Regions from separate parts of the Homo sapiens genome. Here region 1 is linked to region 2. The links are chromatin contacts, found by Hi-C or POLR2A ChIA-PET in ENCODE. All regions are on one chromosome and are shown on one strand. The core of a region is the stretch at or near the end of the contact, and the rest is flanking DNA. Distances in the headings are between cores, read along the strand shown.

Region 1 (5,411 bases), core at 770-3,269, 1.7 Mb before region 2:
AATGACATAGTGACTCACAAAGAAAATGATTAATGGAGATACAACTTTTAAACACTAGTTTGGCGAGAGATACGATAGAATTTGTCTAACCTGGGGAGTCGGACAGGCCTGAATTGCTAACATCCCGTCCATGATTTGACATCAGCATGACCTGGATCTAAATCCCAGTTAAACTACTTTACTTTTACTAAGTAAAGTTACTTTAACCTCTGGGGCTCGGTTTTGTCATCTGTAAAACATATTAAGTATCGCTTTAGAGACAGGAGAAGACCTAGTTTAAACAATAAATGGAGCTGTTATTAAAACTTACATTTTAATAAAGCCAAAGGAATCAATTTGGAAGTCAAAAGTATATTGTGGAGTTCCTGTCAATATAAACTTCACAATCTTTCTTCTGCCCAGCAAAACACACACTTAAAACCTGTGGTATTTACATAGCATAACATTCCTTAAAAAAACTGGCTGGCACTGGCTTAAAATCTTATCTGATTTCTTATTCTGCCTAAGGAAAACAACAATGAGGACAGAAAACAGTAAACAGAATGAGTTCAGTAATTTTAAGTCTTTTCATGATTTCCCCGGAATGTTCCAATGAATGTTTATTATGAATGTTAGATACACTCTAATGTAGCAGTCTTTTAAAAAACTAATTTAAAGATATCAAGCTTATCGGCGACACAATATCAGTTAGTTTAAAGAGAAAAAAAAACCGTAAAATCATTTATTTACTTTATGCTGGAATATTACGGAGTAAGATTTTCCCACAACCCGGAAAAAAAAATCTGCCATAGGCTGGCCCCGGCTCCTAGATTCATTATACAACCCGTAAATTCCTTCCCTCATTGAAAAGATTCTTCTTATGGGCATAGTTAACAAATGCCAAGTTGCGAAGTTGCAGCTTTGCTGGTTTGACGTTTTCACAATGTAAGAACAATATGATCTGGAATCTACTCAAAGCATTAGCCAGGCAGTCAGCTGACGCTCACTGCACACAAGAGGACAGAATTAAGGGAAATTAAATTTCGTATTTCTGTAAGGCAGGTATCCAACTCTATCTTGAAAACTAAAATAGGCCAACAGCAGACGTTCTAGTTTAAGTAATAAAAGTGTCTCATTGTTCAAATAACATTACAAAAAACGGCTTTTCCCGGAATAAGTTTCCCTCATTCTTGGAATTTTCCTTGTAAAGGGCTTTTAATCGGTTCATAGAACCAACCCTTCATCACGCAGCTGCTGCTTGAGTAACTTTTACAAAAGGTCAAAGCGGTGCCTTTCAAGGCTTCCAAACCCTACTGGCTTCTCCTCGATTCAAAGTAACTCGCTTTCACCCACAGAACGTTCCAGAGACCTAGGGACGGGGCCCGGGCAGAATTTGGTGGAAGTTGCTCAAAAGAACTTTTCAATTTTCTTTTCAAAATACTTACCGCATTTCACCTTTCTCCATCCGTGGCCCCACATGTTGCTCGCCTCCCTCCCAGAGGGGCCCCGCGAGGCCGCGCTCGGCCCCCGGAACGCGCCCACCTGATTACCCTCTCCTCCCTCAGACTCCGCCCCCCAACCCCCCAATGCTGCCTCCTTTAGGAGGTCCATATGGGACACTTTCCCCTTCCTCTGAACCTCACCGCCACACCAGAACAGCCCTCCGTTTTTCTCCTTCAATTCTTCTCCACTACGGGCCTCACCTCCCATAGCTTCCTAGAGTGTTGTGAGCGCGCAGAGGGAAGCTGCAGGCCTGCTCGGCCCAGGTGCTGTGTCAGCCTATCTGCCGGTTCCGCGGCGTGTACGGCCCGGAAAGTCACATGGCGGTGGGACCGGCCGGCGCCTCTACACTCCTGCTCTCCTAAGAGCAGGACGAGACTAGCATAATGCACTCACCTCCACGAAAAGCAACATGTCGTCCTCTGCTCAGCCCAATCGTTCCCGCCGCCGCAACTCCAACTGGCTCACAGGCCCGCGCCCCAATTGCTAGGATAAGGACACACACTCGCCTTGCCCCTCCACCCGGCAGTGGACCCGGCTCCTCCCCTGCCGTCAGCCGCTGCGGCCTGACCCGCCCAGTCCCACCTCCCTTGAAACAACAACTGCTTCCGGGTCTAGGGAAAAATTGTTTCCGGGAGAAAAGAGAGCCCTCGGCGCGCTCAACTTTTGCACTATCTTTTCCAGCAGCAGTGTGGGATGTACTATCATCTGTCGGGGGGAACGATTAGAAGGAGACGCCATTCTGTGGCACGGGGATGTGTAAAAATCGTAATGACACATTTTATCACTTGTCAGATAGCTACACAGCACTGATAATTCCGCAGTTTTCATAGTTCACAATCTAGATTTGATTTTTAAAGCCGACCTTGGCGAAGTGTACTGAACAAACCAACCCTGCCGAAAAGTGGTGGCTCACAGAAGAAAAGTAGACAAGAAAAAAAAAACAAAAAACTATGATACTAGCAAATATGTTAATAGCAGCTAATGTATATTAAATGCTTACATTGTGTTTGGCACTATACTAAGCATTTTATGTTAATTGATCTTAAAACAATTCTATGCAATAAACACTATTATTATCATCCCCATTTTACAGTTGAAGAAGCCCTCTAGGAGGTCGGGTTTCCCTTTAAAGAACTTTGCCCCAGGCTCATTTGAATTAATTACCCATGTCACCGCTTAATATACCAGTAATAACACTTAATCTGGACAGTGTCTTCTTTGACGTTCTGTCATTAATTCAAACGAAATACAATAAAAACAAAATTTTTAAAATTATCTATAATTTTTGTTAGATGGTCCAAATTCCTTATTGTCTTTAGCAATATGTAGTAGGATAGATCGCTCCCACTTGTATGTCCTAGTTCAAACACTCATCTTTTGAAATAATCATGTCTTGGCTGGGAAGGGTGGCTCACGCCTATAATCCCAGCAATTTGGAAAGCTGAGGCGGGCGGATCACTTGCGGTCGGGAGTTCAAGACCAGCCTGGCCAACATGGTAAAACCCCATCTCTACTAAAAATACAAAAATTAGCCAAGTGTGGTGGTGCACACCTGTAATCCCAGCTACTCGGGAGGCTGAGGCAGGCGAATCGCTTAAACCCAGGAGGTGGAGTTAATAGTGAGCCAACATCGCGCCACTGCACTCCAGCCTGGGTGACAGAGTGAGACTCTGTCTCAAATATAGTAATAATAATAGTAACGAATAAAAATTGGCCGGACACCGTGGCTCACGCCTGTAATTCTAGCACTTTGGGAGGCCGAGGCGGGTGGATTGCCTTAGCTCAGGAGTTCAAGACCAGCCTGGGCAACATGGTGAAATGCCATCTCTAGTAAAATACAAAAAATTAGCCAGGCATGGCAGTGTGTGCCTGTAGTCCCAGCTACGTGGGAGGCTGAGGCAGGAGAATTGCTAGAACCTGGGAGGCAGAGGTTGCAGTGAGCCAAGATCACGCCACTGCACTCAAGCCTGGGTGACAGAGTGTGACTCTGTCTCTAAAAAATAATAATAATAAATAAAAATGAAATAATCATGTCTTGATCTTTTCCAATGGATTTTTCCATTCTATTATTTAAAAAATCTTCCCAAAGTGAAGGTTTCATTTTCACCAAACCACTGTTACTTGATTTCAAGACTTTGCCATTCTGATCTCATGAAATCCTCCTTGCTTTGCCGCAAATGGAATCTCCTCAGATACCAAATTAATTCCACCACCAAATTGCTGATATCTGTTATCTCAGGCCCACCCTAATGTGGTCCTCAGTAAATTCCCGTGAAGTCATCTCAGTGATTAAACCAATCTCCTTACTTTCCCCCTAAGATGCAAACTCATTAGCACTCACCGCCAAAGCCATGGCTCAAGGTGTTGCCCCTACCTGGATTGCCTCCATTTGTCAATCAACCTTCTCTCTCCATAAGGTTTTCTCAAAGATTCTGCTTCTACAGATCTCTTCTTCGTGTCCCTTATTAGCACTTGATTATTATATTCTATCTTAAATCTTTTCTTTTTTGTTTTAGTTTCTTCACAGGAACCCTATCATATATTCTTCAGTTTAGGATAATGTAAGCTGCATAGTGTTTCAACAAATGCTTGTCGAATTGAAAGGGAAGCAGGATTTAAAAATTGACTTTAAGAAGCCTTCATGGCCAGGCGTGGTGGCTCATGGCTGTAATCCCAGCACTTTGGGAGGCCACGAGGTCAGGAGATCGAGACTGTCCTGGCAAACACGGTGAAACTCTTTCTCTACTAAAAATACAAAAAATTAGCCGGGCGTGGTGGTGGGCGCCTGTAGTCCCAGCTACTTGGGAGGCTGAGGCAGGAGAATGGCGTGAACCTGGGAGGCGGAGCTTGCAGTGAGCCTAGATCGTGCCTCTGCACTCCAGCCTGGGTGACAGAGTGAGATTTTGTCTCAAAGAAAAGCCTTCATGTCTAGTTGCTGATTGATGAATTCCATGCTGCATAAAAGATGCAAGTGAGAGAGAAAGAATAATGCAAATTTAGTTTAGTTGACAACTAAACTTTGGGAGGCCGAGGTGAGTGAATCACTTGAGGAGTTTGAGACCAGCCTGGCCAACACAGTGAAACCCTATATCTACCAAAAATATAAAAAATTAGCCAGGTGTAGGCCGAGTGCAGTGGCTCACACCTGTAATCTCAGCACTTTGGGAGGCCAAGGCATGCAGATCACGAGGTCAGGAGATCGAGACCATCCTGGCTAACATGGTGAAACCCCGTCTCTACTAAAAAATACAAAAAACTAGCCGGGTGTGGTGGCGGGCGCCTGTAGTCCCAGCTACTCGGGAGGCTGAGGCAGGAGAATGGAGCAAACCTGGGAGGCGGAGCTTGCAGTGAGCCGAGATCATGCCACTGCACTCCAGCCTGGGCCACAGGCGAGATTCCGTCTCAAAAAAAAAAAAAAAAAAAATTAGCCAGGTGTGGTGGCGCATGCCTGTAATCCCAGCTACTCGGGAGGCTGAGGTAGAAGAATCGTTTGAACCTGGGAGGCAGAGGTTACAGTCTGCTGAGATGGCACTACTACACTCCAGCCTGGACAACAGAGTGAGACTCTGCCTCAAAAAAAAAAAAAGAAAGAAAGAAAGGAAGGAAGGAAGGAAGGAAGGAAGGAAGGAAGGAAGGAAGGAAGGAAGGAGAAAGAAAGAAAGAAAGAAAAAACAATACATACACCTGTAGTAAAACTATGTAAAAATAGATAACACAAATATGTAAAATTCATGATTGTCATTTCCTCTGGAATGGGACAGTGGGGAAGGAAGGAACCAGGGGTGGGGGACATCAAAGAGGACTTCAACCTTCTGTAATGCTTTTTTATTATTAAAAAAATTGGAAGCAAATATTAAACAAAAATTAGCCAGGCGTGGTGGCGCGCACCTGTAATTCCAGCTACTCAGGGAGGCTGAGGCACAAGAATC
Region 2 (6,075 bases), core at 2,207-4,706:
TGAGGTGGAAGAGAAGGAAGTGAAGGATAACTCCCAGTGTTTGTCCTGACCAACTGGAAGGTTGGGGTTGTCATATACTCAGGTAGAGATGACTACGGGAGTAGCGGGAGGTTGGCTTTAACATTAAATTTGAAATGCCAATTAGACATCCAAGTGGAGATGCCTACTGGACAGATGACTAGAGAGTCAAGTTCAAAGGAGGGATCCAGGCTGGATATATGCATTTGGGAGATAACAGCTTATGAATGGGATGAAACAGAGTGAGATAACTAAGGAAGTAGTAGTAGAAAATAGAAATGTTCAGTGTTTAGAATTGGGGAAAAGAGAAACGAGACAGAGAGTGGGTGACTGATGTAGATGGGAAACTAGGAAGAGTATGGAGATCTAGAAAGAGTATAGAGTTCTAAGGAGGAGGAGTGGCCAAGTGTGTTAGACATTGCAAAGTGGTCTAATAAGATGATGCCTGAAAACTTCATTAGAATTAGCAAGGTGAAGGTCTTTGATAACTTTTTTTTTTTTTTTTTGGAGACAGTCTTGCTCTGTCACCCAGGCTGGAGTACAGTGGCACAATCTTGGCTCACTGCACCCTCTGCCTCCTGGGTTCAAATGATTCTCCTGCTCAGCCTCCCAAGTAGCTGGGATTAAGGCACATGCCACCACACCTGGCTAGTTTTTGTACTTTTAGTAGAGATGGGGTTTTACCATGTTGGCCAAGCTGGTCTTGAACTCCTCGCCTCAGGTGATCCACCCGCCTCGGCCTCTCAAAGTGCTGTGGTTATAGGCGTGAGCCACTGCGCCCAGCCGTTTTCATCTTTTTTCTCACTTTTCTCTAGGATTAGCCCCCCAAACTCTAGTTTCCTAATCCCTATTTACAAATAGCTTCTGGTCTACTTTAACCTCTTCAATAGCTACAAAGTGTTCAGTGAATTAAAAATAACCATCTACCTCCAGCCTGGGCAACAGAGCAAGACTCCATCTCAAAAAAAAAAAAAAAGCCATCTACTTTGTTAAACAGAACAAAGAATTTGCTGACATCTTGAGCTCTTAATATCTGCTCCCTCCTTTCACTTAGAAGTGGTTCTAGGCCGGGCATGGTGGCTCACGCCTGTAATCCCAGCACTTTGGGAGCCTGAGGTGGGCAGATCACGAGGTCAGGAGTTGGAGACCAGCCTGGTCAATATGGTGAAACCCTGTCTCTATTAAGAATATAAAAAAATTAGCCGAGCATGGTGGCGCACACCTGTTGTCCCAGTTACTTGGGGGGTAGGCTGAGGAAGAAGAATCCCTTGAACCCAGGAGGCGGAGGTTGCAGTGAGCCGAGATCGCGCGCCACTGCACTCCAGCCAGCCGGGGCGACAGAGCAAGACTCCCGCTAAAAAAAAAAAAAAAAAAAAGAAGTGGTTCTAAATAGTAATGTTTTGTCTGTCTTGGACTTACAAGAAGGATTCTTTTTTCAACTAAGACCTTCAGTAAATTCATTGAAAGAAAGTCTTTTGTTTCTTCCCCATCTATTCCTGTGTCTCTTCATATTGTTCACTACAGTAGTTTTAATGTTGCTTTTTGATATTACTACATTTGGTTGCAGATTCGGATTCCCAAATTTTCTGTGACATGACTGCCTCTGGCTGTTTTTTAATTATAGGGTGTTTATAACAAAACATCTTTTTTCGTACTCCTGAGGGTTGGTCTGTTTGCTTATGTATATAAATCATTGTTATTAATATTATGTTTGTATTGCATCCATAATCCAAAGCTATCCTAGAATGTTCACTCCAAGAGAGCAGGGTTATCTTCCTTGTTCTCTCCTGGCACTTAGGTGCTCAATAAATATTCGTTGAATGAATGAATTTCAGGCCTTCTTCTAGGGCTGCTCTAGTCTCTGGAAACAGCACAACCCCCAAGGTTTTTTTTTTTTTTTAATAATTTATCGGTCCTATAGTGTATTTATTTATTTATTTATTTATTTATTTATTTATTTATTTGAGATGAGGTGTCTCCATATTGCCCAGGCTGGGATCGAACTCCTGAGCTCAGGTGATCTTCCCACCTCAGCTTTTCAAAGTGCTGGGATTACAGTGGTGAACCATGACGCCCAGCCTTAGTGTTTTTCTTGAGGGCTGTGGAATCTTTATGTTCACTTCCACTGGGACTCATGCTCACTTGCTCGTTAGGCATGGATAAAACATCTTTCTTAAACTGACAGTGAGGAGATAAGAGATGCTGGAAAGCAAAAAATGTCTAGAAGGGTTATGGGAAGAAAGCTAGGAATCATTTCTACAAGTGGTGGAGATGACAGAAAGATGCTTTTAAACTAAAAATCCTTAAAGGATGGTATGATTGGTATTGTGTCTGTCATTTTTATGATACCTGCATTATTTAGCATGGAATTTTAAAGACAGGGCACACAGTTATGAGAAGCAGCCCTAAACTAGAACAAATATTTCCTTATTCTCAGTCCAATGCTCTTTACTATATAAGAGGCAATAAGGGATAAAGAATGCGGGCTGGGTTCAAATTCGTCTTCCTTTCCCATTTAATAGCTATGGTCCCATTCTGTTCCTCAGTCCTCTTATCTGTAAAATGGACATAATACTAACCTGTACCTCTTAGGGTTGCTTTGAAAAATTCAATGACTTTATACATGTAATTCCCAGAATCAGTAAACACCCAAAAAATGTTTCTCAGTGTTCTCTATACCAAATGTTCAGTACATGTATTGAACTGTTCACAAAAGAAAGCTAAAGACTTTTTATGTGTAAACAGTGATCCTCCAGCCTCTGTCTGATTTATTTTTTATTTATATATTTTTTTGAGACGGAGTTTCGCTCTTGTTGCCCAGGCTGGAGTGCAATGGCGCGATATCGGCTCACCGCAATCTCCGCCTCCCAGGTTCAAGAGATTCTCCTGTCTCAGCCTCCCGAGTAGCTGGAATTACAGGCGTGCACCACCACGCCCGGCTAATTTTGTATTTTTAGTAGAGACGGCGTTTCTCCATGTTGCTCAGGCTGGACTCGAGCTCCCGACCTCAGGTGATCTGCCAGCCTCAGCCTCCCAAAGTGTTGGGATTACAGGCGTGAGCCACCGCGCCCGGCCTGTCTGTCTGATTTTATACTAGCTGTGTACAGTGGTGAGGGAACAGCAGCCTAGGACCACAGACTGAGGGTCCAAAAGTAGCCGGAAAACGAGCCACGCTGCAAGGTGGAAAAATATTAGCTGGCAACCCGCCCCGCAGCCCGCTCTCCGCCCCCTTCCCCGGCTCACTCTCCTCCGGGCGGAGTTGCTGACAGACAGTCTGTCTTAGCCACCCCAACCTCGCATTTTCTCAGCGCTCCGCCCTCCCAGACACGATAGGTAGTTGGTCTCGGCCAATGGCGACATCCTGTCATACGAGCGGTAGCCAATGAGTAGCCAGGAGTCCGGAAAGGGGCGAGGCCGATCTGAGAGCCGCTGGCGCCACTAGAGAAGGGCGAGCGGCGCGGCAGAGTGCGGCGCAGCGCAGCTCCTGAGGTAAGATGGCGGTGCTCTTTCCTCTAAGCTCTTGCGGTTGGGCTGCTATTTCGCTCTTTTTGTCAGCTCAGAGCTGCTACTCCGCCTCAAAGCAGTGTCAGAGTCAGTCTCCTTCCTGCAGGCTTCCAGGAGCCAGGATCTCCGGTGACTGGAGCCGTAGGACAAAATGGCGCTCGCATAGGCTTCCGAGGCCAGGCCCAGTCGTGCGCTCTGAGGCAGGCCGGGACAAAGGCGGCGTGCGGGGAGGCGGCGTGGCCGCCGCGTGGGGCTGGTGTTGTCGCTTCCCTTCGTGCTGCAGCTGTGCGAGTCCTGAAGATACATTCAGCGTGGTGTGGTTCGGGGTGGGGCCGGGCATGGAGGGACACGCTAAAGGGAGGCAAAGCCACAGATGCCTGTGGAGACTTGGGGAGGGCGGCGGGGACTTACGGAGCGTACCTTACGGGGACGACTTCTGCATGTCCTTTGGAAACTGTCCGCGCGATCTGTGTGGAGCAGGAATTTTCGGGAAGGGTAAGGGCTTTTTGGTCTTTCGTTTGACCCCGCAGGTTTTGGTTATGAACAGGATTCGGATTCACGTCTTGCCAACCAATCGGGGGAGGATCACTCCAGTGCCCAGGTCTCAGGAACCTCTGTCTTGTGCATTCACTCATCGTCCATGCTCTCACCCTCGTCTGGAGGGGCAGGAGTTTTGCATTAAGCATATCCTTGAAGACAAGAATGCACCCTTCAAGCAGTGTAGTTATATATCGACGAAGAATGGAAAAAGATGTCCCAATGCTGCCCCAAAGCCAGAGAAGAAAGATGGGTATATATGTATAGATATATATGTCGTTTTTCTTAAAGCGAGGGGGTATGTGATATGATGCGGGCTTCAGCATAGCTGCCGCGTTTGAGATTTTGTCCTTGTAAATTTGGGGTTATGGTTGTATCCTTGGAAAACTGAAAAAACGGTGAAGACTGGAAAGACCCTTGAGTTGGATTACTTAGTTCACCTCTTTGGTTCTTTTCCCTTATCTGTAAAATAAAGGCATATTCTAAATTAGTCTTTTTTTTTTTTTTTTTTTTTTTAAGAGAGATGGGGTCTTGCTATTTTGACCAGGCCGGTCTCAAACTCCTGGCCTCAAGGTATCCTCCCATCTCGGCCTCCCAGAGTGCTGGGATTACAGGCGTGAGCGACCGCGCCCGGCCCTAAAGTTAATTTTTTGGCGGGGGGGCGGCGCACAGATTCTTGCTTTATTCCCCAGGCTGGAGTGCAGTGGAGATCTCGGCTCACTGCAACCTCCTCCTTCCAGGTTCAAGCGATTCTCCTGCCTCCTAAGTAGTTGGGACTTAAGGCGTGCGCCACTATGCCCGGCTAATTTTTGTACTTTTTAGTAGAGACGGGGTTTCACCATGTTGGCCAGGCTTGTTTTGAACTGCTGACCTCAGGTGATCCATCCGCCTCGGCCTCCCAGAGTGTTGGGATTACAGGAGTGAGCCACCGCACCTGGCCCCTAAAATTCTTCTTAATGGAGGGGTGTGTGGCTCTATTTGGCTGTCCATGAATTTTGTTAAATAACATGCAAAGTTATATATGTGTGTATTCTTCTGTAAGAGGCTTCATAGTTTTCATCATGTATGCAAAGGTATCCATGCAAAAACATAACCTGACTAGATAATTTTTTACGTATCTTATAGTTTTAAAATTGTGTCCCTGGCTGGTCGCAGTGGCTCATGCCTGTAATCCCAGCACTTTGGGAGGCCACGGGAGGAGGATCACTTGAGGCCAGGAGTTGGAGACCAACCCAGGCAATACAGTGAGACCCCGTCTCTACAGAAGATTAAAAAACTCGCTGGGCATAGTGGCGTGGACATGTAGTCCCCACTACTTGGGAGGCTGAGGTGGGAGGATCACTTGAGCCTGGGAGTTCCAGACCAGACTTGGCAACATAGACTTCGTTTCTACAAAAAACTAAAAAAAATTTGCTGGGCACAGTGGTGCATGCCTATAGTTCTAGCTACTTTGAGGCTGAGGCAGGAGGATCGCTTGAACCAAGCAGTTTAAGGCTACAGTGAACTATGATTGCACCACTGCACTTTAGCCTGGGCAACAGAGCAAGACCCAATCCCTTGCCTCAGCCTCCCAAAGTGCTGGGATTACAAGGGTGAACCACTTCATCCGTCCTGTTATTTCCCTTTAATAAAGTCAAATGAGTTGACCTTGGGCCAGTTAAATTCCTCTGACTTGCATTTTTAGAAATGAATGTAATAGTCATTTTAATTCCCTAAAAATGATTTAAAGATTAGGGACTGTGAACATTATTGAACGCTTTCAAGAAGGAACTTATAAAATATTAATGTTTTGTCTCTTCAGGGTGTCCTTCTGTGCTGAACATGTCCGTAGGAATGCCCTGGCACTTCATGCTCAAATGAAGAAGACCAACCCAGGGCCTGTGGGTGAAACACTCCTGTGCCAGCTGAGCTCATATGCTAAGACAGAGCTGGGGTCTCAGACTCCAGAAAGTAGTCGCAGTGAAGCCAGCCGAATACTAGGTAAGGACCTTCTCTCCTGGAATGAAAAAGGAGGAA

What was found. A loop is a pair of places that touch in the nucleus more often than their neighbours do. ChIA-PET counts read pairs that join two places held with the same protein, here RNA polymerase II (POLR2A). Pooled maps may share reads with other maps.
Region 1: a pooled map shows a loop between it and region 2 (7-fold over the local background). The contact joins the promoter of LARP4 here to the promoter of KANSL2 in region 2. A Hi-C loop is called at or near these places in 1 of 168 maps with a recorded cell type or tissue (transverse colon) and 6 of 50 pooled maps. POLR2A ChIA-PET finds 5 or more read pairs at or near these places in 1 of 52 experiments (CD8-positive, alpha-beta T cell).

What each region holds. Positions count from the first base shown.
Region 1 is chr12:50,397,493-50,402,903 of GRCh38, reverse strand. It overlaps LARP4 (La ribonucleoprotein 4), which reads right to left and starts at 2,019. Exons shown (of 16, transcript NM_052879.5): 1 at 1,876-2,019. The coding sequence starts at 1,893.
Region 2 is chr12:48,679,619-48,685,693 of GRCh38, reverse strand. KANSL2 (KAT8 regulatory NSL complex subunit 2) reads left to right here and starts at 3,456. Exons shown (of 10, transcript NM_017822.4): 1 at 3,456-3,507; 2 at 4,053-4,312; 3 at 5,861-6,039. The coding sequence starts at 4,062. RefSeq lists silencers at 3,109-3,158, 3,199-3,408 and an enhancer at 3,489-3,758.